3 separate regions of the Mus musculus genome follow, and regions 1 and 2 are each linked to region 3. The links are chromatin loops, found by intact Hi-C in ENCODE. Cell type or tissue: left cerebral cortex. All regions are shown on one strand.

The links. Peaks named below come from ENCODE experiments on the same cell type or tissue, not always from the same donor. Only the 100,000 strongest peaks of a DNase experiment are listed, where the experiment ranks them.
Region 1: a loop joins it to region 3, with 4 times the contacts of the local background. A loop is called at or near these places in 4 of 42 quality-filtered maps.
Region 2: a loop joins it to region 3, with 4 times the contacts of the local background. A loop is called at or near these places in 12 of 42 quality-filtered maps.

Annotation. Positions count from the first base shown.
Region 1 is chr11:34,792,650-34,800,649 of GRCm38, forward strand. No RefSeq gene overlaps it. Among named protein-coding and RNA genes, the nearest start is that of Dock2, 13 kb to the left of the region's middle. In left cerebral cortex, a CTCF peak has its summit at 3,645 (motif pointing left); a DNase peak (open chromatin) is centred at 3,650.
Region 2 is chr11:34,811,124-34,819,123 of GRCm38, forward strand. Spdl1 (spindle apparatus coiled-coil protein 1) reads right to left here. Exons shown (of 12, transcript NM_027411.2): 10 at 8,000; 11 at 2,203-2,551. Among named protein-coding and RNA genes, the nearest start is that of Spdl1, 19 kb to the right of the region's middle. In left cerebral cortex, a CTCF peak has its summit at 3,850 (motif pointing left); a DNase peak (open chromatin) is centred at 3,860.
Region 3 is chr11:34,310,523-34,318,522 of GRCm38, forward strand. It overlaps Dock2 (dedicator of cyto-kinesis 2), which reads right to left. Exons shown (of 52, transcript NM_033374.3): 28 at 1,937-2,035. Insyn2b (inhibitory synaptic factor family member 2B) reads left to right here and starts at 4,300. Exons shown (of 4, transcript NM_001025382.2): 1 at 4,300-4,423. In left cerebral cortex, a CTCF peak has its summit at 4,229 (motif pointing right); DNase peaks (open chromatin) are centred at 4,219, 4,622, 5,758, 5,999 and 1 more place; H3K4me3 peaks cover 694 bases.

The sequences.
Region 1 (8,000 bases), 480 kb after region 3:
TAGATAGTCCTGCATATCAGATATTTACATTAAAATTCATAACAATAGCAAAATTACAGTTATAAAGTAGCAATGAAATAATTTTACAGTTGGGAGTTGTACTGGCTGGTTCTGTGCATCACCTTGACACAAGCTCGAGTCATCACAGAGAAAGAAAGGAGCCTCCCTTGAGAAAATGCCTCCATGAGATCCAGCTGTAAGGCATTTTCTCAATTAGTGATCAGTGGGGAGGGCCCAGCCCTCATGGGTGGTATCATCCCTGGGCTGGTAGTTCTGGGTTCTATAAGAAGGCAGGCTGAGCAAGTCCAGAAACAAGCCAGTAAGCAGCACCTTTCCATGGCCTCTGTATCAGCTCCTGCCTCCAGGTTCCAAACCTGCTCGATTTCCTGACCTGACTTCCTCCAGGGATGTACTGTGATCTGGAAGTGTAAGCCAAATAAACCCTTTCTTCACCAACTTAATTTTTGGTCACGGTGTTTCATCACAGCCATAGAAACCCTAACTAAGACATGATGAATTTAAGGGTCACAGCATTAGGAAGGTTGAGAACCACTGCTATATGGTCTTGAAGGCCACAAGGGATTTCAAGTCTCACCCTGGCACTGGAAAGTAAAAATGGCAGATGCTGGTGGGCCTCACTGCTGGGCTCACTGCTCTAGTGAACAGGAACACTTACTCAGAACCTGAGATTAGGCCACCCCAAGCCTAATAGATCAAGACAAAAACTAGACCTTGGATAAGTATAAGGTGTGACCAGATAACACTAAGCACTGTGCAGAGCTAGAATTACCAGATCATCACTCTGCCTGGACAATGTGATAAATGCTAACTGAAAAACCAATCAAGTTCAACAGGTGTAATGGTTCAAACCTTTACACCCAGCACTCAGGAGGCAGAGGCAGGTGGACCTCTGTGATTCTGAGGCCAGTCTGGCTCACATAGTAAGTTACAGACCAGACCAGGGACTGTGAGAACCTGTCTAAAAAGATTGAAAGAGGAAAATAAAATCGTGTGTGTGTGAGTGTGTGTGTTTGGCTGCATGTGTGTATATGCACTACAAGTGTGCCTAGTGCCCAAGGAATTCAGAGGAAGACATCAGGTCTCCTTGACATCCAGGAACTGGAGTTGAGGATGGTTGTGAGCCACCTCAGGGGTGCTGGGAACTGAACTCGAGTCCTCTGCAAGAGCAACAAGTGCTCTTAACTGCTGAGCCAGGTCTCCAGACTCCTCATTTTTATTTATATGAATATCTGTGTGAGTGAATGCCATGTATCTGTGTGGGGTACTCAGAGAAACCCAAGGAGGTCACTGGATTCTCTGGAGGTGGGGTTATAGGCAGTTGTGAGCCTATGTGTTGGAGCTGGGAACAAAACTCAAGTTCTCTGGAAGAACGGCAAGTGTACTTAACTTCGGAGTCATCTCTCTCGCCCTGCCATGCTTTTCTTTCTAAAGTACTACCCGAAATCACATGAAGACTAAATCCTTTAACAAATTTCTACTGAGATACCCAGGCCTCTCTGTAGTGTGTACTGACCAGCAATAAATCCTACTTTTTCTATGATTGGCATATTCCAGGTGGGCTTTGTGTAGAGAACAGTGCCAAATGTCACTGGAAGACTGTGGACAGTTCTACTGACACCATCTCTGAAATGTGTCTTTATTTAATTATTGCACCCCACCACCTTAGACCCATCCAGAGTCAGCAGTCCCTGGATGCGGACTTTAACTGTTCTTATCTTGTCTACTCTTGAGCTATAAGGTGTATTTTCCAATGATAAAAGTAATGTCGGGCAGTGGTGGCACATGCCTTTAGTCCCAGCACTTGGGGGGCAGAGACAGGCAGATTTCTGAGTTTGAGACCAGCCTGGTCTACAGAGTGAGTTCCAGGACAGCCAGGGCTCCACAGAGAAACCCTGTCTTGAAAAACAAACAAACAATAATGCTTATTTATTACTTTGCCTTTTGAGTTATCCATGGTCCAAAAAAATATTAAATAGAAAATTCAGAACTATACAATCTGCAGGAGCAATATAATTTCTTTTAAAAAAGCAATTACAATAGCTCCCCACTCCTTTACCTGACATAAGACCCCCAGATGAAAACCTGACGTTGCGCTCTCTGTGTGCTCTTTCCTGTTTCCTGTCGTGATAAAAAAAGAGGCCCAGAGTCAATGTGGCTTCCCACACCTTCTCCCTTGGTGCCTCCATTACATTTCATTAGTATTCTGGGACCATTAGGAAGTAAACCAAGGGTTACCTGAACACGAGTACTGTAGTGTTACAACACTAATCTGATACCCAAGATTGCTACTGAGTGACTTGCTGGTAGACTGTGTACCCAGTGTAGATACGCTGTACAGTAGGACAACACACAGCCCACTTGGGACGATAAGCTAAAATAAGCTAACCCATAATCTCAGCATGCTACTCAAAAACAACAGCACACAACTGACAGTCTACAGATTGCAGTTTCTATTTCATAGTTTTGGACCATGGGTAACTCAGAGTGAAGTAATAAATTAAGAAGCACTCTTTTTATCATTGGAAAATATACTTCATAGCTCAATAGTTGATGTGATAAGAACAGTTAAAGGTGTCAAGCTATAGCCAGACAACCCAAATAAAGTCAGATAAGACAAGATCAAAATCTATTTCATTTTTGCATGCCAGTGATACCTTCCTCTGTACCCTTTGGAGAAAATTGCTGTGGGTTATCTCTTTTGCCTTTATAACCTGTTTGACCTTCAGACTTTAAATCCTGAAGGTTAAGCTTAAAGAAATACTACAGATTATCTCCTACTAAAAATGCTCACTCGGAATGAGAAATGTTACTGATTTTTTTTTAATGTTGATACCATTAACGTAGACATGATGAGATTTTCGTTTGCCTTTAATGTAAAAGTGTCTCAGACTGACCCAGAAATTGTGACAATCTTCCTGTTCTCCATATTCTGAAGTGCTGAGTTGACAGGCTCAGCATTTAGATGGGTCCCAAATCCAAACAGAAAATACATTCATATTCCATATACACACAATTTCAGGGTAACACTATACAGCTTATATGTTCAGTATGTACAGTATATATGTCTAGTATGTACAGTGTATGTTTAGTATGTGCAGTATATATGTTTAGTATGTGCAGTATATATGTTTAGTGTATACAGTATATATGTTTAGTATGTGCAGTATATATGTTTAGTGTGTGCAATATATGTTTAGTATGTGCAGTATATATGTTTAATATGTACAGTATATGTTTAGTATGTACAGTATATATGTTTAGTATGTACAGTTTAGTATATGTGTTTAGTATGCTTGGATTCTGCTGCTTGTTGTCAGTTGTGGACTTCCAACTTGTTCCTGTATCAACATCCAAAGTTTTACATTTTGGATTATTTACTTGGGGGTTAAACTATCTGATTAAGGATGTTCAGCATGTCCAGTAGATTACTTGCTCTCAGCTTGGAGTGTTGCCATGTAGTTACCCCCTCACTCCTCTGCCTGGCTTTGCACAGGGTCAGGGAGTGAAAGAGTTGGCCAGCTGCAACTGGACTTATTTCTCTTTCCTTCACATAACAATGGTTTTAGTGATCTTTGCCTATTCGTGAAAATCTAGGGCATGGTTTCCAAGGTTCTCTGTTAAAGGGCGCCCCCCTCTGTCAGTGTATCAAAGTACAGTCTTTAATAAATAATTTTCCTTGACAGTGGTGGGGACCTTGAGACGTTCTGAGGTTCAGCGTCCCCTCTTGTCTTGGTCCTCTGTTCCCAAAGCTATTGGGATGCAGATAAATCTCTGGCCATGCAGATCACTTGGGCAGAACTATGGACTGAGTGCCTCCTTCATTTGCTGAAGTCTTAACCCCCAACCAATAGCATTAGGGAGTGGGACCTTCAGATGGAATCTCCTGAATGGAACTAGTGACTATGAAGAGCTTTGAGTTAGCTAGCTCTCTCTATCTCTGTATGTCTCTCTGTCTCTGTCTCTCTCTTTTTCTTTTCCTTTCTCTCTCTCTCTCTCTCTCTCTCTCTCTCAATCTGTAAAGCCATGGTATTGGCTTGAAATCTTCTTTTAAAAACTTATTTTATATATAAGGGTATTTTGTCTGTGCACCACATGCATGCCTGCAGGGTACCTGCAAAGGCCAGAAGCAGGTGTCAGGTCCCCTCAGAGATGGAATTACAGATGGTTTTGAGCTACTATATGGGTGCGGGGAATTGCACCCTGGTCCTAACCTGCTCTAAACCACCAAGCCTTCTCTCCACACAAGACCTTTCTTTTGAAATGCAGGTATTCGTGGTTGTTGGTTTCCCCTGGAGCATTTTCGATTTGCTATAGCTCATAGTTTTACTATTTTCTCTTTCATTCATCTTAAAGTGTTTAAAAATTCTTCTTTAAATCACTTCTCCAAGGCCCCAAGGCCTGACGCTATTACTGATGCTATGGTGTGCTTACAAACAGGGGCCTATCATGACTGCCCAGTGAGCAGCTGAAAAAATCAAATGTAGATGTTTATACCCAACCAATGGACAGAAGCTGGTGACCCCTGTGGTTGAATTACAGAAAAGCTGGAAGAAGCTGAGGAGGAGGGTGGACCTATACGAAGACCAGCAGTCTCAAGTAACCTGGACCTCAGGACCTCTCAGACACTGAGCCACCAACCAGGCAGCACACACCAGCTGATATGAGGCCCCCAACACATATACAGCAGAGGACTGCTGGGTCTGGACTCAGTCAGAGAAGATGCACCTAACTCTTGAGAGACTTGAGGCCCCAGGGAGTGGAAGGTGTGGTGGGGGTGGAGATGGGAGCATCCTCTTGGAGATGAGGGTTGGGGGGAGAGGAGATATGGGATGTGGAACAGTCAGAGGGTGGACCGGGATGGGGATAAAGTCTGAACTATAAAAGTTTATATAATAATAATAGTAATAATGATAAAAAGCACTTCCCCAGTGACTCCTTCCTTGATTCAGTGGTTGGTGTCTCTTGTTTTATTGTTTTATTTCTACATGAAGCAGCTAGAGGTTGACTCACCTGATTTTAAGTGCCAACATTCATCTGATCGGTTTCTTCCTGATTCACCTGCTGTAGTGAGCCCTCTGTCACTCTTGAGAGGTTCAGGAAGGCAGAGTCTGCTCTCTACAAGTCCTTGTCAGGTAACTGGCTGATTGTGTGGGATAGATGGACTTTAGTATCTGTGGCCCTCTCTAGCATTCTTCTCAGCTGTTGCTGGGACTATATCTCTACCTAAGAAAGACTGTGACTATGTACCTATGTAAGACTCTGGGGAGCCTTAGCTTACAGGGTGAACCACATGGACCTGGGGTTGATGCAAAAAGCAAGAGGAATTTATTGTTCCAGTGCATTGGGGTCATCCCAGACCTGAAGGAGAGGTAGCGATCACCGGCGCCTATTCTGTGAGTTTTTATATGGTTTCCAGAGGCAGAATAGATCAGCATCTAGGCACAATAAGATTGGCGGAACAGTGCACCCTTTAAACTGATTGGTCTTTAGGGAATGAGGTGACAAGGACTTCCCTTGTCTGAAGGTGGGCAATGGTCAGTCCTGCGGAATGTGTCCCCACCCACTGGTCTGTTCCCACCCTGTGGTCTGAGGAATGTTAATTAGCCTCTCCCTTCCAGAAGGGCGAGTGTTTCATGACCTTCCCAAAGTTCCTGAGCTGACCTTTTCACCTGCACCTTTTAGGAATGAGAACAGGGAGAGGCGCCGTAAGATCACATCAAACGAGGAAGCAGGACTACGAGCTGCTTACCGTTTTGCAGATTTAACTTTGGATGTGCATTTTACCATCATGCAAAATGAAGGCTTTGAGGCTGTAGAGACGATGTATGGTTAAGAATACTGTCTGCTCTTCCAGAGGACCCAGCTTCATTTCCCAGCACCCATGGCATCTCACAATCATCTTTAACCCCAATCCCAGGGCATCTGACATCCTCTTCTGGCCGCTGCTGGCCAAACATATGTGCAGATAAAATGCCCATATACATAAAATAAAAATAAATGAAATCTCAAAAATACAAACAATAAGATATTTAGAAAGTAATAGCTATCCACTATGCCCAGTGAAAGTTGCCCAGGCCTCGTGTTGTCTATGGAGGTTAGATCTGAGTTTAGATAGTCTAAGATGCATGATTTAGGTTAAATCATACTTAAGATTAGAGCACACACTAAGACACATTAGCTCGCTCCCATCCACACGTCATTTAGAAAAAAACCATAATTTATTTGCCACCTGTGTTGCAGACTCTTCTAGTGGCCCACTCCAGACTGAATAAATCAGGGCTATAACATTTGACCCAGACAACTACTTTGTCTTTTATGTGTGTGCTGTAATTGTATATGTGCAGGGTGGGGTGCATGCTCGTGTGTGTGTGTGTGTGTGTGTGTGTGTGTGTGTGTGTGTGTACATGTGTGTGTATACATGTACAGAGGTCGTGTGTGTGTGTGTGTGTGTGTGTGTGTGTGTGTGTGTGTGTGTGTATAAAGAGGCTGGAGTTCACTGGGCATTCTCCTCTATCTTCCTTCATTGTATTCCACTGGAAGAGGGTCTCTTGCTGAGCATGGAGCTCTGTGTTCTTGGCTAAGCTGGCTGGCCAGCAAGTCAGAGTGGTCCTCCTGTCTCTTCCCCCTACAGTGCTTGGGTTATTGGTGTGTGTATGTTCATGTCAAGCTTTTTACATGGGTATTGGGTATCTAAACTCAGGTCTTTGGGCTTGCACAAGCACCTTTACCCACAGAGACATTCCCCTGCCTTCTTTGTTTCTTTGTTTCAATGCTAGATGTTAACGTTTACTGTTCTGGGGTCAGCTCAGAGGCGTTCTCTTTTTCAGTCATTATAGAGGGAGAGTTTGTTTCCCGGAAGGGAGTTTTAGTTTGTTTTATACTTTCATAAAGAAAGGCATATTTTGAGGCAAAGTATCGGACACACATTTCTCAGCATCTGTGAGACAGAGGCAGAGGGTTTTTGAGTTTGAAACAAGCTTGGGCTACATGGCTGATCTTATTTCAAATAAATGAATACATGTTTGGTAGCTTACTTATGGATGTTTGAATAAGAAGTACTCATCCAAACTGAAATAATTCCTCTTATTTTCTGTTCACATCAACACTTGTACACTGAGTCCTCTATCTATCTATCTATCTATCTATCTATCTATCTATCTATCTATCTATCTATCTACCTATTTATCTACCTATCTATGAAATGGTAATTTAATTATAACACTTCTCCCTTCATTTTCTTCCTCTAGCCCTCTCTATACCCTTCCCCTATCTCCTTCACATTCAGGGCTTCATTTTTCATTGTTAGTGCATGCATACCCACATTTGTATATACACACATTTGTATATACATATATATTCCTTAGTATAACCTGTTGAGCTCATATAATGTTACTTGTATGTGTGTTTTCAGGGCTGACCATCTGGCACTGGACAGATTGGTGTGCTATTTCCTGGGGTGCACCTCCCCTGCTCCCAGCTTTACTCGGTTGGCTGGGCTTCTTTTAAACAGTACACTGGCTCCAAATCCCTCAGTAAATGTTCACCCTGGCTACATTTGCACCTGGATTGTCAAATGGCCAAGCTAATCACTATTTTGTAAGGAAAAATAGACTTTCCTCGGAGACCACTTTCCATTAGAATTTTAGGCTTTCCAAAAACAAAACAATAACAAAATCAAAAGTGAAACCCTGGAAGGCACCACGCTGCTTATAACAAATACTCAGTTGCTTCCTATCACCTGCCCAGTAGCTTTTGTCTCCAAGGGTGTTAGAGTAGAAGCCAGAAGCTGGAAGTATGAGGTTCTCTTGTCAGGCCTGTTCTTCAGTGTCTATTTGTGGTTTAATTTGTCTAAATGTGTAAGTTTTTGTTTGGGGAAAAAAGAATTTCCTAAACCCAAGCTGCACGGCATTGTCCCTGGGTCACCGGATAAGTGAGCTGGAAGTGCACTGGGAGCATCAGCAGCAGGCTGAGGATGTAGC
Region 2 (8,000 bases), 500 kb after region 3:
CTGTCTGAGGCTGGGAATATGTGCTAGAATACGGAGTTTTAATTTCATGTGTCCTATAGATTTAAACATTATTTATAAAATCCAATGAACTAATACTAGCAGCTGATGATTTTTTCCAGTGAATACTTTGTTTCGTATTCACTGGAAACTTAAATCTGGAACTTAAGTACTGGAAACTTAAATCACATGAAGCTCATTAGGAGACCTTTTGGTATGGGTGGGCTGTGTCTCGCTATTGCAGTTAAATGTCTGATTTTGCACTCACTCTTTTTTGAGACTCACGTAGCACTAGCAGTTCCCAGAGAGCTCATTTCATGGTGCCAATGTTCATCAATATGCTCAACTTTTAAATGTATACAGCTTTATTTTAAATACAGTTGTCACTGTACTGCATGCAGACATCATTCATCTCCTTAAAACGATCTGGCTCCTTCACTTTCCTTACTCACTTTTTAAAATTTTCTGTGCAAGTGTGAGGGTACCTGTGTTCCACCCTATCCTTCCTGTGCCTGTCCCTTCAGACTTTGCTTCTGTTTTCATGTTACATGCACATATATGATTTTATGCACATATAAAGTTTGGGTGTCACAAATCAGAGAATGTACTGTTTAAGAGACGGTTTAATTAGTTTAGCATGAGCAGCTCTACTTGTATTCATCTTTCTCCAAATTACCCAGCTCTGTGGCCTCCACGGTTGCACTGTATACATACCACACATCCTTCACCAATACCTGGGGTGTTGGACATCTAGATCAGGTCCACGTTTACCACTGCCCTGACCCTGCTGTATCAGGTGCCTGGGCTCCAGACACTCTACCTTCTCATCTCTATGAGTTTGACTTTCCCAAGGGACAGAGAGAGCCCTGGAACAATGATTCCCTCACAGACCCTCCCATACTTTGTTAGTCACAAACTCCATTACACAGAAAGCTGGAAGCTTTGAAGTTTTGAAATAAAAATGAAACTAAATTAGCTTTGATATTTAAAAATGTCAAGCATGCATCAAAGCCTATTTCTGAAAGCTTAGTATAAATATGGAAAAACCACAAAAACTTTTACCTGTTCTTACCAAAAAACTTAAGTCTAAATGTCTTAGACTACTGGAAAGCCCTTTGAGAAAGTTGGTTTTTCTTTCATGGCTACTTGAACTAAGAGAAAAACAACAGTTTATTTATTTATCCCACCCAGCAAGACACTCTGGAAAGCTGGGCTGAGCTGTCTTTGCTCTGTGGACTGGGAAGTATAACTGCCTAGCATCACTTGCTGTTCACAGCCCCCTCCTCCTGCAGTCACCTGAGTCTACCTGACCCTCTGAAAAAAAAACAAAGGAAGGCCACCCAGACTGTAGACCTCCAGTGCACACAGTGCTCAAACAGACTGCAGAGCTCCAGTGCACACAGTGCCCAGACTGCAGAGCTCCAGTGCACACAGTGCTCAGACTGCAGGGCTCCAGTGCACACAGTGCTCAGACTGCAGGGCTCCAGTGCACACAGTGCTCAGACTGCAGGGCTCCAGTGCACACAGTGCTCAGACTGCAGGACTCCAGTGCACACAGTGCCCAGACTGCAGAGCTCCAGTGCACACAGTGCCCAGACTGCAGGGCTCCAGTGCACAGTGTTCAGACTGCAGAGCTCCAGTGCACACAGTGCTCAGACTGCAGAGCTCCAGTGCACACAGTACTCAGACTGCAGAGCTCCAGTGCACACAGTGCTCAGACTGCAGAGCTCCAGTGCACACAGTGCCCAGACTGCAGAGCTCCAGTGCACACAGTACTCAGACTGCAGAGCTCTAGTGCACACAGTGCTCAGACTGCAGGGCTCCAGTGCACACAGTGCTCAGACTGCAGAGCTCCAGTGCACAGTGCTCAGACTGCAGGGCTCCAGTGCACAGTGCTCAGACTGCAGAGCTCCAGTGCACACAGTGCTCAGACTGCAGAGCTCCAGTGCACACAGTGCCCAGACTGCAGGGCTCCAGTGCACACAGTGCTCAGACTGCAGAGCTCCAGTGCACACAGTGCTCAGACTGCAGCGCTCCAGTGCACACAGTGCCCAGACTGCAGAGCTCCAGTGCACACAGTGCCCAGACTGCAGGGCTCCAGTGCACACAGTGCTGGGAACATAGACAGAGCCACACGGCACAATGCAGGCGGTGAGAAAGGAATGATGGAGAAGGCTACTGGCAGCCAGGCAGAAAGACACTGACCTGGGAGAATTGGGGGTATTCCCACTTTGTTCATGTAAGACCTCAATGTTGGCCGGACTATCCACAAGCTTCACACACTTCTTCTCCTTCTTCGGCTGTGTATCCAGATGCAGGTTCTTATGAGGAGAGAGGCTGGCTGGCTGCACACATGAAGAGGCTGGCTGTTTCCACTGCACAGTGTTATCTTTTAAGCTATTAAGACAGGATTCCTCCTCCCTGTGAGGTGGGAGTCTAGAAACTCCATCCTCAGTGGCACTGGCAGCAGCTGTTTCTTCTGTTTCTTCTGGCGTGGTTATATTCAATGGCAGCACCTCGCGCCTCCTTTTGAGTACAGGTACTTCAATTCTCTCTGAAAAACAGTCATTAAAATATATGCTTATTGAATAAAACAAAGACACAACCCAAGGAAACTCAGTGAGTTATACATAAACTCATTTCTCTTTTTGGTACTCTGAAGATATACTTTTCTCTTTGATAAAATATATACTTTTAATTTTCATGTAAGTATATACTGCATGTTGAGCACCCCACACACGTGGTATGTCCCCATTTTCTTGGCTCTCCTTCCAGCCTCCTTCACTCTCCTGGTCATCTTCATTTCTGCTTCCTTCCTCTGTTTTCACCCCGTCTCTCTGGCAGGCACTCTTCACTGTTCTCTTTCTGTGGTCCAGGAAAGGACTCCAGGCTTTACCCTCGCTGAACTCCAGCTCGGGCCCCACACACCATCAACTCTGTCTTCTAAGACTATCTGCAATGTTTTCCTTGTCGATTCTGTAATCTAGAAAGCCCAGGCTGACCAGGATGTGCAGGTGACAGCAGGAATGCAGGCCATCTTCCTGAAACCTCTGGGAGGGAAGGCAGCAGTGGCCGAGTCCAGGAGTTCTGGATCGGGTCCCACACTGCAGCCAGGTGATCTCAGGCAGTAACTTCTCTGCACTTCGATATCTTTAAATTAAAGAACACCAAACCTGCTTCATTCAGTACTGTCTTGTAGAGATGAAATGAAGGATGGAACTCTGAATATTGGTAATGTATGCCTACTGGACTCATCTATAAAATATATTCAGATGCTGGCCACTTGTGTGATGCACGTTTCCCCAGTCCCAACCACACCCTGCCTCCCAGCAGCTACTGCAGAGCCCCTATCCTCATGGCCTACTGATCCCCTATGAGGGTCCCACAGCCACTCAGTGACTTGCCCTAATGCCTTCCTCCCACCGACACATCAATGTGCCCTTTCATTTTCAACATCAGCACATCAGCGGCCTGAGGTCCTGCACAGGAAGGCTCCCTGCTCGCGCTGCTGCTCTCAGGTCAGCCAGACCCCACCTCTCTTTTCCTCTGTGCTTCTCAATCACCCTGACTCCCACCACCTCGAGTCTTTGCTAGGTTGGCAGACCTTAGAAATTCATAATGGGTAATTTTTTCTTTTCATAAGGATAATATTTAATTGGGGTGGGTTATATGTTCAGAAATTCAGTCCATTATCATCAAGGCAGAAACATGGCAATGTCATAATGGGTGATTCTTAATCAGGGGAGCCTATTGGAGTCAAAGAGAAAAAAAAGGATAAAGACGCCTTTAAAAAAAAAAAAAAACTATAAAAAAAAATCTTTCTATTGTGAACACCTCCCCCTAGTGGTGAGACTTAATAGAGTTCCCAGAGATGACTGCCGAGTTAGGCAAAGGACCTGGTGAAGAATCCTTAAACCTAACATGTTAGTTAACCCAGCCTTCTGGGGAGGAGATGGGTCAGAAGCACAGAATTCATACATTTCTTAACACTGACTTTCTAACTTTCAACCTCTATACCATACAACCCACTGTTTGCAATAGATCAGCTGCAAAGACTGGATAGGCAGGCTATTTCCTGAGTAATTAGATGTAGGATATTTCCCCCATCAAAATGGACAGAACTCTGAGTCAGGAATGATGGCGCACAGCTTTAATTCCAGCACTTAGCAGGCATCAGCAGTAGGTTCTCGAATTCAAGTATGGAGTATACAACGAGTTCTACACTCACCAAGACTGCATATATAACTTTGAGAACCTCTCAAAGTTAGGAAGGGAGGGAGGGAGGGAGGGAAGAAAAAAGTCAAGATGAAAGGTGGAATAAGAATCTTTATTTCCATCAATTATCCTTCCAGATAACAAAAAATATAAGGAAAAAAACCAGTGAAAATTGAAGTAGATGACATAAACCACAGAACTGATCAACCAGAGTAAAGAATAGTGAGCTTTAAAGATAGGCTGCTTGAAAATAAAGAAGAAAACGAAAATGAGTGAGAAGGAAGAAAGAAAATGTCAGCATTTTAGGAGATACCATCCAAAGGTGTCCAGAAGAAAACTAGAGAATGACAAAAAGTGCAAAGTTTATCCAAAGGAATAACAGAAAACTCTATAAACCCAAGAAATGTAAAAAGATGGGAAGATCAAAAGTCTGGACAGAGTCAAATTCTCAAAGGTCAAAGAGAACATTCAAGAGCAGCACAGGGCAGGTGAGAGAATGGCAGCACTGCAGGGGACTTCAGATACTGAAGGGGAAAGCTGCCGGACACCCTTCCCTAATAAAAGCTAAAGGATGCTCAAAAGAAAGAGAAGATACCCCGGGCGGTGGTGGCGCACGCCTTTAATCCCAGCACTCCGGAGGCAGAGGCAGGCGATTTCTGAGTTCGAGGACAGCCTGGTCTACAGAGTGAGTTCCAGGACAGCCAGGGCTACACAGAGAATCCCTGTCTCGAAAAACCAAAACCAAAACCAAAAAATAAGAGACAATGCAAATGTGCACCATGAAACCATGCGAAGCTGGGGAGGAGGGACATGCTCAGTGGTTAAGGGCACTAGCTGCTCTTCCAGAGGACCTGAGTTCAGTTCCCAGCAACCATATGGCAGCTCACAACTATTCTTAACTCCGGTTCCGGGTTATCTGACATCTTCCGATCTCTGCAGGCACCAGGCATGTACATGGTGTACAGACAGACATGCAGACAAAACACTCATATACATAGAAATAAATTTTGAGTGTGGAAGAAGTATCTGAAGGTTTAACCCCTGAAATACTCAGAGAAAATCCTTGAATATTCAAAGTTGAGAGCCACAGCCCCTGTGCTCTCAGCAGGAAGATTTAAAAACACTAACAAAGGAACAATTCCAATCAATTCTTACAGGATAAGAAATATAAAATGATTTAAAATTTGACAACAAAACTAAAAACAAGAAGAGAAATGAAGCTAAGGGAAGGGTAGTTTGTTTTGGTTTTGCCTTTGTAGTGAAAACGGTCACAGCTCTGTTCAGCATAACTTGTTTTACATATTAAGAGGTTCTTTATGGGCTTCATGGTCATTATAAGTAAAAAGTTAAAATCTAAGGCAGGGAACCAAACGTAATGACTAAGAAACGTTACTCAGCAGTGAAGATGGTAGGAGAAAAGAAAGGAAGAAAAGGCACACTAGAAAACCAGCCGCAATGCAGCAGCAGCAGCAGGTTCTTAGTGGTCAGTAATTGCCCTGGATGCAGACGGATCACATAATCTAGTAAGACAGAGAGTAGCTGAAGGGATTACAAAAACAAGAGCAAATGACGATGCCAACACGAGACTTGGTCATCTACAAGGATATGCAGAGGCTAAAAATGAATGAATAAAGATGTACTCCACCAGAGAAAGTGAGATATTTGTCAAGTCAAATAAACTTCACATCAAAACCATAAGGCTGGGACATGGAGGAACAATAAAGGGGCCCAGACCAGGTCTGTAGTATAACTATACACAGAAGCATGCCATGCAGGCGTGATCAAATCTGTATTAGAGGGACAGCTGGACAAGCAACAACTGTGGAGGGCAACACCCCACTTACAGCCATGGAAGTCATCCAGATAAAATCAGCAACATGGTGCATTTCAAGTGTACTCTACACTTCAATGGAGCTGATACAAACTCACAAAACAGTCTATCCAACAGCTGTAGAATTCCCATCTTCTCTACTGCATATGAAGATCACATATTAGGAAAAAACCAATTCTGAACAGAAACGAACAAAAACCAAACCCAAACCCAGGTCCCATGAAATGTTTTCAGACCCCAAGGAAGGCAGCAATAGAAGGAACACGAGTACAGACTGAACAAAGAGCTGGGAAGTAACCAACCCCCACCACTCAGCTCATATGTTCACAACGTCAGAACATGGGACAGGGAAAGGAGGAGCTCTTCAATTAACTGCGCTAAGAAAACAGAGTGATGGCTGCATGACTGAGCTCGTGAAGAAAGCACAAGCAATCAAAGCAAAAATAAACATGAGGCCCTGTATCACCCTAAGATCCCTGGAACAGCAAAGGAAGCAATGAAAAGCATCTACAGGGTAGAAGGAAACATCAGCAAATTACACGCCTGATACAACATTAGTGTCTACAAATTATAAAAACCCCAAACCAAAATACCTCACAAACAATCTGACTTTATAAAAAGGCAAAATAGGGGCTAGGAGATGGCTCACTGGTAGTTGCTTGCCTCATGAGCCTGAGAATGCGACTTCATGCTCTAGGAACTGCAGAGGTAGAAAGAGGGATCCAGCCTTACAATGTTGGTGTCTGATCAGCACACACATGCTGTGCTGTGTAAGCACACATACATACAGGTACACACTCACATGCAATAATAAATACATGCTTAAAAAGTAACTATTATGTGATCTCCTATGCCTGGGAGCTCTAACACCATGACAGCCACAGTTAACAATAACGTACTTTGTAAGTCAGAGTTAGGAAGAAAACTTTCAAAGAGTTTTCTCAACTTCAAAAGGATAAAGTATAAGATATTCAACTTAAAATCATGAGTAATTCTGAGATGTTTCTACAGGAATGGATATTAATTTACCTTGATTTGAACATTATACAATACATAAGTGGAAACATCACATTGCACCCTTGTGTCCAATTACTATGTGTCAGAAGAAAAACAATTAGAACTCTCAATATGGATAGCTCTTGAGGTCAAAACTACATCTTCTCTGCATTTCTGGTGGTGAGTCCTGGGACACATGACTAGTTTCTGGTCAATGGAATGGCAACAGACAACATCTAAAGAGCCTGGATCCTAACATGCACAGTACTCCATCAGTCCTGGAATGCTCCTCCAGAGGTTCATCAGAAGGGGAGAAAGATGGGCTGAGGGAGTTAGGGAGAGAGGAAGGAAGGAGAAAGTCCTAGAACAGAAGTCTTGCTAGTTCTTCTGTAACTGGTCTAGCTCTCGGTATCAGCTGCTTCAACGAAATGAAACACACATCTTTGATTCCATTCAGGAGGCAGAATAAAGAAGATTATGAATATGAGGCCAGCCTGAACTACTCAGTGAGACCCTTCCTCAAAGTAACTTCAAAACCCGTTGGAACACCCTGAGATGCTACAATTTTTTTTTTTTTTTTTTTTTTTTTTTGGTTTTGGTTTTTCGAGACAGAGTTTCTCTGTATCACCCTGGCTGTCCTGGAACTCAGGACCAGGCTGCCTCGAACTCAGAAATCCGCCTGCCTCTGCCTCCCGCGTGCTGGGATTAAAGGCGTGCACCATCATGCCCAGCTGAGATGCTACAATCTTAAAGGAGAAAAGCTCAAGTTCTTGCTATTCAGTATGTTGAACTCAGCTATCCTAAGAGAAAACATGATTATATTCATGCTTATGCAGTGACCAACCTCTTAGTTTTCCTACACATTTGACAGCTCCACTGTACTAGAGACATAATGACAAGTTGGTTTATAGTTTCTCAGGGTTCCTCCCAATCTGAAAGGTAAGAGCCTATAGAACACACC
Region 3 (8,000 bases):
TGAATATTCATTTTCTTTTAGAGGGTTAGGTTTGGGAAGGGGCCTAGGTTTTTGCCAAGGAATTCAAAGTCATCACAACCAGTTAGAAATGGAAATTTATAAGTCCGCTACTAAGATTCTGCCTCACAGGTACAAGCGGAATATGAACAATGACTGAAAATGTTCTCTGCAACTATAGCACTATTGGTTCTGTCATTAAGAATAAAGAAGTAAATGTATTTGCTGATGATTTCGTAATCATCTTCCCAGATACGTATTTGAGAGGTAAATAATCCACATTATATGGTACAGTCTCGGGTCATTGAACAAATACACTATTATTTAAATGAACATATAATTAGCAATGTATAGGCACAGCTAATCCAAGTGTCACATGTGTGTGTCAAGTCATAAAGACAGGCGGTAACAAGGGTCTTCCTCTTTTTAAAGAGGCTCAAAGTGAATTGAAACATTCTCCAGCAAATCTTGCAGTAGGCTAGCCTTCATCCTTATCTCTAGGGAAAATAAGTTCAGTACAGATCCAGACAGCCAAGTCAAGAACCACTGGTACCAAGAGCATCTTGAGCTGCAGGTAGTGAAGTCGAATCCCCTAGGTGATTTAGCTAAAGCTTCGAATGCAGAGTGAACCCACCCATCCGCAGTTCTTTCCCTAAGCCGCGCTTGTCATGTTCACTGCAGCCTCTGCTCAGAGAAAATCTCACCTAAAACCCAATGTATGAAACAGATAAAGACAGATTAACTTCGTTTGGGGTGTGTGTTTGTATATGTATATGAGTGTGCCTGTTTGTGTGTGAGTGTGCTGTGAGTGTGTACGGTTGTGTGTGAGTGTATGTGCAATTGTGTGTGAGTGTGTGCAAGGTGTGTGTGAGTGTGCGTGGTATAGTGTATATGTGTGATGTATGTGTGGTGTGTACTTGTGTGTGCACATACATATGTGCTTGTGTGAGTGTGCTGAGTGTGTGTGTGCTGTGAGCATGTGTGCAATTGTGTGTGTGAGTGTGTGTGGAATGGTGTATGTTTGGTGTGTTGTGGTGTGTGTGTGTATGTGTGTGCATGCGTGAATGGCATGGTATGTATGTGTATATATATATATATGGTGTGTTTGTGTATGTGTGGTGTGATATGTGATGTGTGTATATGGTAGGGTAGTGAGGGGGCTATGCAGAATATTATTTCAAAAACACTGCTTTTAAACTAAATTGTGAAAGTCTGGAAATGGTATTGGCTTATTTCTAGCAAATTTTTTCTTCTAGGAAAAAAAAAATCACCTTTGTGGTATAAAGTCCAAGCTTCCACATCAGAACGGGGTAATGTCAACCCACAGGTTAGCACAAGGTATCAAGCACATGCTATGTACTAGACTCTTGGCACAAAGCCAAGCTTGTGGCTTCTCCCTGGCGATGGTGGTGGGCTTAGCAGACGAGTCCTGAGTGGTGAGTTGAGCTCAGGAACCAGCTCTCTCTGTACACTGGCTACAGCATAGTGACAGCTGCATTTCCTGAGTGCTTTTACTGTTACACTTCGGATTCAAAGCCCGTGACACAGATAGTGTCATCCCTAGCTCCCAGATTGGAAAAACAAAACACCTGAGGCTTGAGAGAAGTTAGCTTGCCTGTGGTCACACAGTGACTTAGCTAGGATTCCAATCTAAAATATTATGACTCGGACACTCAGACTCTTGAGCTCCAGAGAACTCATGATTCATCGACAAATGTCTGTTTGCTAATGGGAATCTAGATGTGGGAGCCATAGCACACAGCTGTAATGGGCTGGAGATACGTTCTAGAAATGGAATCAGATTCGTATATCATATCTGCAACACACACGCTTGAGATCTGTAGGGGGCCTTCTTGCCCCAAACTCTTGAGAAGAGGAGCTTGGTATGCCACGCCTTTCTTGCCTCCTCCCAACCCCCTGCCATGTCCTGCAGACTTACCACAAGGTCTGAGCTGGTCTGGAAGGTCTCAATGTAAAATGAATAGTGTTGGTCGCCCATCTGGTCTAAGATAGCTGTCATACACGCCACAAAGTGACTCTACAAAACATAATGAAAAATACAAAGGCACTGAAATTTGTCCTTTCTGTCTCCTTGACATCAAACTTGAAAATATACAGCCCCCCCACCCCCCGCACTCATAAAGGACCACCCAGCAGCAAAGCATCTCCTCTTGCTGGCATGTAAAACAACTCCCTAAGAGGAAATGTCCTTACCGCTAATTCATTTTAAAACATTCATTAAACACCCATTACGTGCCTGTAGCTGTGCTAGGAGCTCCAGATACAAAACTAAGAGCAGAACCCCCTTGTCCCCCTCTTCACCCCACCTCTGTGCTGTTTGTACCTCGGAAACAGCACTCTATGGATGTTGGGAGACTCAGCCTATGTTAGCCAAGATTCTCAGGGGCAGTCAGTTTCATTTTCCTGGTAAATAATTTTGTCTGCATGAATCCCCATAGTCTTATCTGTGCCCTTATCCACTCCCAGAGGAATTCCTGGAAAGACCAACAGCTCCAACAGCACTGTTAAGTGCATGGCAAGTCTCTGCAGAGAGATCATTACTGGATCACCATGAATCAATCAGCCATGAGCGAACCTAACACCTACCAGGATTGGCATTATTTACGGATAAAGAAGATAAAGGAGATGCGGAGAGACAACCTTTGCTCTTCGTGAGTTTATTATTTAGTCGGGAAAGCGTGATTAATGTCCATGAGGAAAGGAGTCAGACAAGAGGGAAATCAAGGTAGAGATGTGAGGAGGAGGTGGGTCCTGAAGAAACCCTGAAAGTGGAGAAGCATGAGTTATAGCCTCATATGGACCAAAGGCATCACTCAGTCTCTCCTGTGTTCTCCCTCCCAGGGTGTTAAGTGTCTGTGCTGGGGCATGCTGGCATATAGAAACAGCACTTGAGGGGATATATTCTGGAAGCTGGTAAAGAAACACTGGTCACTAATCAAGCAGGGCTGAGATAATATTCTCAACTGTTTCCTGTAAGATCCTAGAGGGATGACCATCTTGGCCAGAGGAGGTCTCACTGTGAACCAGGCCAGGCCAGATTTTTTTTGAAGGTTGCCTGGTTACTGGTGGGATACAAGGAGTGTCCAGGGACTCCCACTGCTGAAGATAGGCTTGGAAATTTCATTTGAAATTTTATTTGAAATTTTATTTGAAAAATAAAGGTGTGTGATACCTGAGTGTGTGTCTCTGTGTCTGTCTATCTGTCTCTGTTCTTGTCTCTCTGTCTCTGTCTCTGTCTCTGTCTCTCTCTGTGTGTGTGTGTGTGTGTGTGTGTGTGTGTGTGTGTGTGTGTGTATCTGACAGTCTGTGGCCTTTGTTTAAAAAAGTCTCCTGTTGTTAAAAATATTGAATATGCATGCATGTAACCTGTATATCAGCCAGCCTGTAGGTCTGCTCGAGTGATGGACAGTGCTTATGGCCCCTAGGAAGTACCCTCTGCATTCTTTGGTAGGTCTCTTAGGTTGCTTAATGTGTTCCATGCACTCATTTGCCAAAGTAGCTAACATAGGTACAGGCTCTCGTTTGCTTCCTGGTGTTTTTCAATTAGGACGTTAGGGGTGTCATGCCTTCTCAGTCAGCAGGGCCAGCTATAGAACGGAATGAGGCAAAGATGTAGGGTCCTCACTTAAAAGTATTATGGATCATTTTGGAACAGCTGAGTGGCCTTTTAAAAGAAGGAACTCGATGACTAAGCAGGTCACCTGCACAGAAGCTGGTGACCGCTAAACCCACCCCATGTTTAGAAAACATGGATATCTGGCCCAAAGCACCAAGCTTAGACTTTCAGGGGGCTCTAGCCACTTTGAGTGTAGGAATCCAAAGCCTTGGGGATCCCACCTGCTTGTTATTTCCTGGCGAGACCTCCAGGGTGGGTAGTAGTGAGTTTGTGAAATTACTCAACTCTTTCAAACCAGGCTGAAGCAGCTGCATCCTGGCTAACTTAACAAGGTCGCACTGAAATTAAGAGATGGATTTCATACCTCTGGGTAGCCTAAATGTAGGGAAGGGAGATTCTAGAGTTTGAAGAGCTAGAGGTAGGTGTGTGTGGTGTGTGTGTGTGTGTGTGTGTGTGTGTGTGTGTGTGTGTGTGTGTGTGTGTGTTTACCTGGGCTTCCTCAGTTCCTGCTCCCTCCGTCTCCTCTCTTCTCTCCCTTCCTTAAAGAATTCATCCTGTGGCCACTAGAGGGCTTTTCTTTTCACATGGTAGCTGCTGTGCAGTTTGTTCGGCTTTTTATTTATTCCTACGTGAGCAGACCCACTACACTTCTTGCATATAAACAGTGAAAATTACAATATAAAGGGCTTATTTTTTCCTTCGTTTGGAGTTATCTTGCTTCTGGTCAAAGGCTGGCTCGTTGTACAAGGAAGGGGCGGCATCTTCTGCAGGTAATTCCACTGCTTGGAGGTAAGAGATATGGGAAGGTTTGATTTTTTTTTGTTTTTTTTCTTTTTTCTTTTTTTTTTTAAATCGATGATCTTGTAGGAAAAAAATGCTGTTGTCTCTTGGACAGCAGTCTACTTTAAATCTTTGGTTTAAATGAGTGCTGAGACTGTGAGCTTGTGTGGGTGTGTGTGGTGAAAATCCACCATTGTCAGAACTGCAGGCTGCCCCAAACGCCTCGATCCGCAAGGCTTGTTATTCCCAGTGGCTTGATTTGAATTGGAAGAGGAGGAAATGCAAAGAGCGAACCTCAGAGGAGCTCAAGTTGCTGGAATTACCTCGAACGGGCTGCATTCTCTTAGGGTTTGTTTAAGGAAACTTCTCTGCCTTTTTTTTCTTTCTATCTTTAAATAATGAAAAAAGAGAGAGGGGTTTTCCATTCTTCATTGGAGAGTTTGACCATTTTATGAAATAAACCATTATTGTTTTATTAGGAATCAGTCAGTGTGTTAGAGTTCACAGATCAATCAAAGTCACTTTACCAGCTTGTTAATTTCTTTGTCCAGATCAGCATGTAGAAAAGCCCGGTTGGGTGCCTTTCACTAGGATTTGCATGCACTGTCATGGAAGTTTAGACAAGTCACTTGCATTTGCCTGTTAATCAAAAATTGACTGCTTTATCTTGAACCGGAAGCATCCTGATTTTTCTACCACAGCCTAGCTCACTTTGGTATCGATCCTTAGGTGATCACACAGATGTGACTAACAGACTCCCTGAAGTAGAACGAGCCACAGGCAGTAGGTTCATTAAAGGCTCTGTCATTTGAATTGAATAGCCATTCACGATTTCTCATGCAATGAAGGAGTAATGGAATCACTTAGTGCTTCTCTGACGGCTAGCCCCTTTCAAGATTGTCTTCAAAATGGCAAGTGTGTCTTGGCCCTCTCCCATTTTCACAAGTTTGAGACCAGACTTTCATACCTGCCGTATCTAAAATGCTTAGAGAAATTGGGGAAGGATGGTTGGGGTGACAATCAGACTATTTGCCCTGGCAGCCAACATAGCCCTAAGGTCGACTGCTGCTCCAACTTTATATCATTAAAAGTTCAAACTCCCATCCCCTCCAATGACCTAGAAAAGCCTTAATGTTGCATGGGGTTCTCGGGGAGTTGGGGGATTCCCTGCAATCTGAGCCAATTAGAACCCTCTTCTTTTTATTCCTGGCAGAAATTCTATAATCGACATATATTTACTACCACGGCATGAGGCAGCCACTCATCCATACCAAAGCAGCATGCCAGGTGCCCGGATAGGAAATTGCTTCTTAAAACAGAGTACCAGAGGGACTTGCATATTAAATTCCAGAGAGAAATTGAATCTGAGTCTCTGGCGCAAAGCAGGCAGAGTCACCTCGCTCTAATCGGGTGGTTTAAAATGTGGCTAATGAATCACAGCATGAAGAGACACAGTTTGAAACTAGGTCAAACGTGTAAAAATAAGTGCAATCATTGCAGGCACTTGGCTGATGAGGGGCTACTTAATGCTGGAGTGGAGGGGTATATTTGCCGCATAGGACCTTCTTCGGCTATCTGAGACAATCAAGTCCTTTAATTAATCCGGCTCATCACTACACTCAGAGGTCTCGCACATCTGGGAGAGAACTGAAGCTTTGAGGAAAAGGACAACCAGTCAGGCTCTCTTTACTATGTGCTGGTAAGGAAACAAGAGGAAACCGATAGTGTGTGAGCAACATAGCAGACGACTTCAGTTTTGGTAGGAACTCTCCCCAAATCATTACCCTGGCTCCTTTGTATTAAAAGTCTCTTCCATATCATATTATTATTGGAAATACTAATAGTTCTGCATACAACATTCAGTTTAACCATTCCTACTTAGCAACCTTTAATTCAAACACACATATGTAGGTACACACACTCACATACACACTCTAGAGCACACACACACACACACACACACACACACACACACAGAGTTGAGACTCTTGTGGTGCTAGAGTAAACTGTGGCAAAGAAGGCAAAGCAATCATTTGCTCTGCTTTGGAGAACAAAATCAAGGAGGGGGGCTTGGCTGCTGGGAGGCACCCCGCTCACCTGGGATTGGTGGGAGAGGTGAGAACACAGAAGGAAGGAAGTCAGCTCCAGGAGCTTGCTACCTAAATGCCAACATTACTATGAGATAGCAGCTGGTGACGCGTTGCTATGGTAACTTCAGATAATGCGCACGACCAAAATAAAATACAATATAGAAAGCACCAAGGAGAGAAGATGAAGGAAACTTTGCGTGCGGAGGGATGCTCACGGGGAGATGAAAAGTTCTGTGAACAGGCTACACTTTGGAGACTGAGAGTGGCCAAATGCTGCTCCCAGGCTGTTCCTCTGCTCACCCCCATGTCTGCTGTGTGCTTATGTAACCAATTTTATTCTTGGATTAAACTAGTGCTGTCTGTATGGTGGATCCAGGACTGATTGGAGGTGGGAGGTTGTGGTGTCAGGAAAAGCAAAGGCTCTGAAATCCATTCATCTCAGAGCTTCGTCAGGCCTCTGGGAGTTGTAATGTGGAAAAGTCTTTAGGGCTGCTGAGGTATCCAGTGTGTTCTCTTATAGCAATGCCAAGTCTGGCTACAGTGCTGGGCACCAGGGGGGGGGGGGCAGCAGGGTGGCTCAGTCTGTGTTCCAAGAAGCTCATATCTAATGCTTACTTGATACATAGCCACAAGCAGGGGAAGTGAGAAGTGTCTTGAAGCCAGGTAACCAGATTTCCAATCTTAGCCATGTGCCTGTGACCTTGAGCAGGAGGATCTTGTGTAGCTTGCTTGCCTAATGTGTCAAAGAAGATTAAAAAAAAAAAAACCCAAAACCTCTTTATTTTATATGGAGAATAAAAGATTGAATTAATTTATATAAAAAAGCTTGAACGTATAGAGCCTTCATTAAGTACCAGTTATTATTAATTATCATCATCATCTTCATGCTATTGGCTGTATTCCACAAAACTAAGCAGATTAACCAGGTAAAATTCCCAGCACAGAGGAAATGGTAACTGTCTACCAGTGACTGTCAGTGAACCAATTTAACTGCTTCCCACTGCAGCTTGGCCGCAGTGACGCTACGGCCTTCAACTCTCAGTGGCCTTTTGGTTATTGAGTGTCAAGTTCAGCCGCTCAGTGAGTTTGTACCTCTGTGAGCAAAACACGCTGGGGGATTTCTTTTACTTGAAGACAGTTGCTGGAAGGTAGGAAAAGTGACTTTGGTGTTCAAATTGTTCAAAAGCACACGCTACTACTGCCTTTATGGAGAGCGGAATCCCTCAGCTGCCTGGCTTTGGGAGGTGCCTGTCTTTGTGTGTCCTGAAAATCCTTAGCTTCCCAGAGGTCCTGCTGTGTGGTAGATGAAGCCAATTCCATTCCTTCTTAGGAAAATGAACACACATCTAGAAGGTGTATGTGATCTGTTCCATGTCAAAAACAGAAGAGCATCATGAGCAAGCAGAGAGGTGCCAACTGGATGCTGTACCTCTGTGTGAATCCTAACACTGCTCGCCTATTCATGGTAACTCCAGGAGGGCTAGGACCGTGCGCCC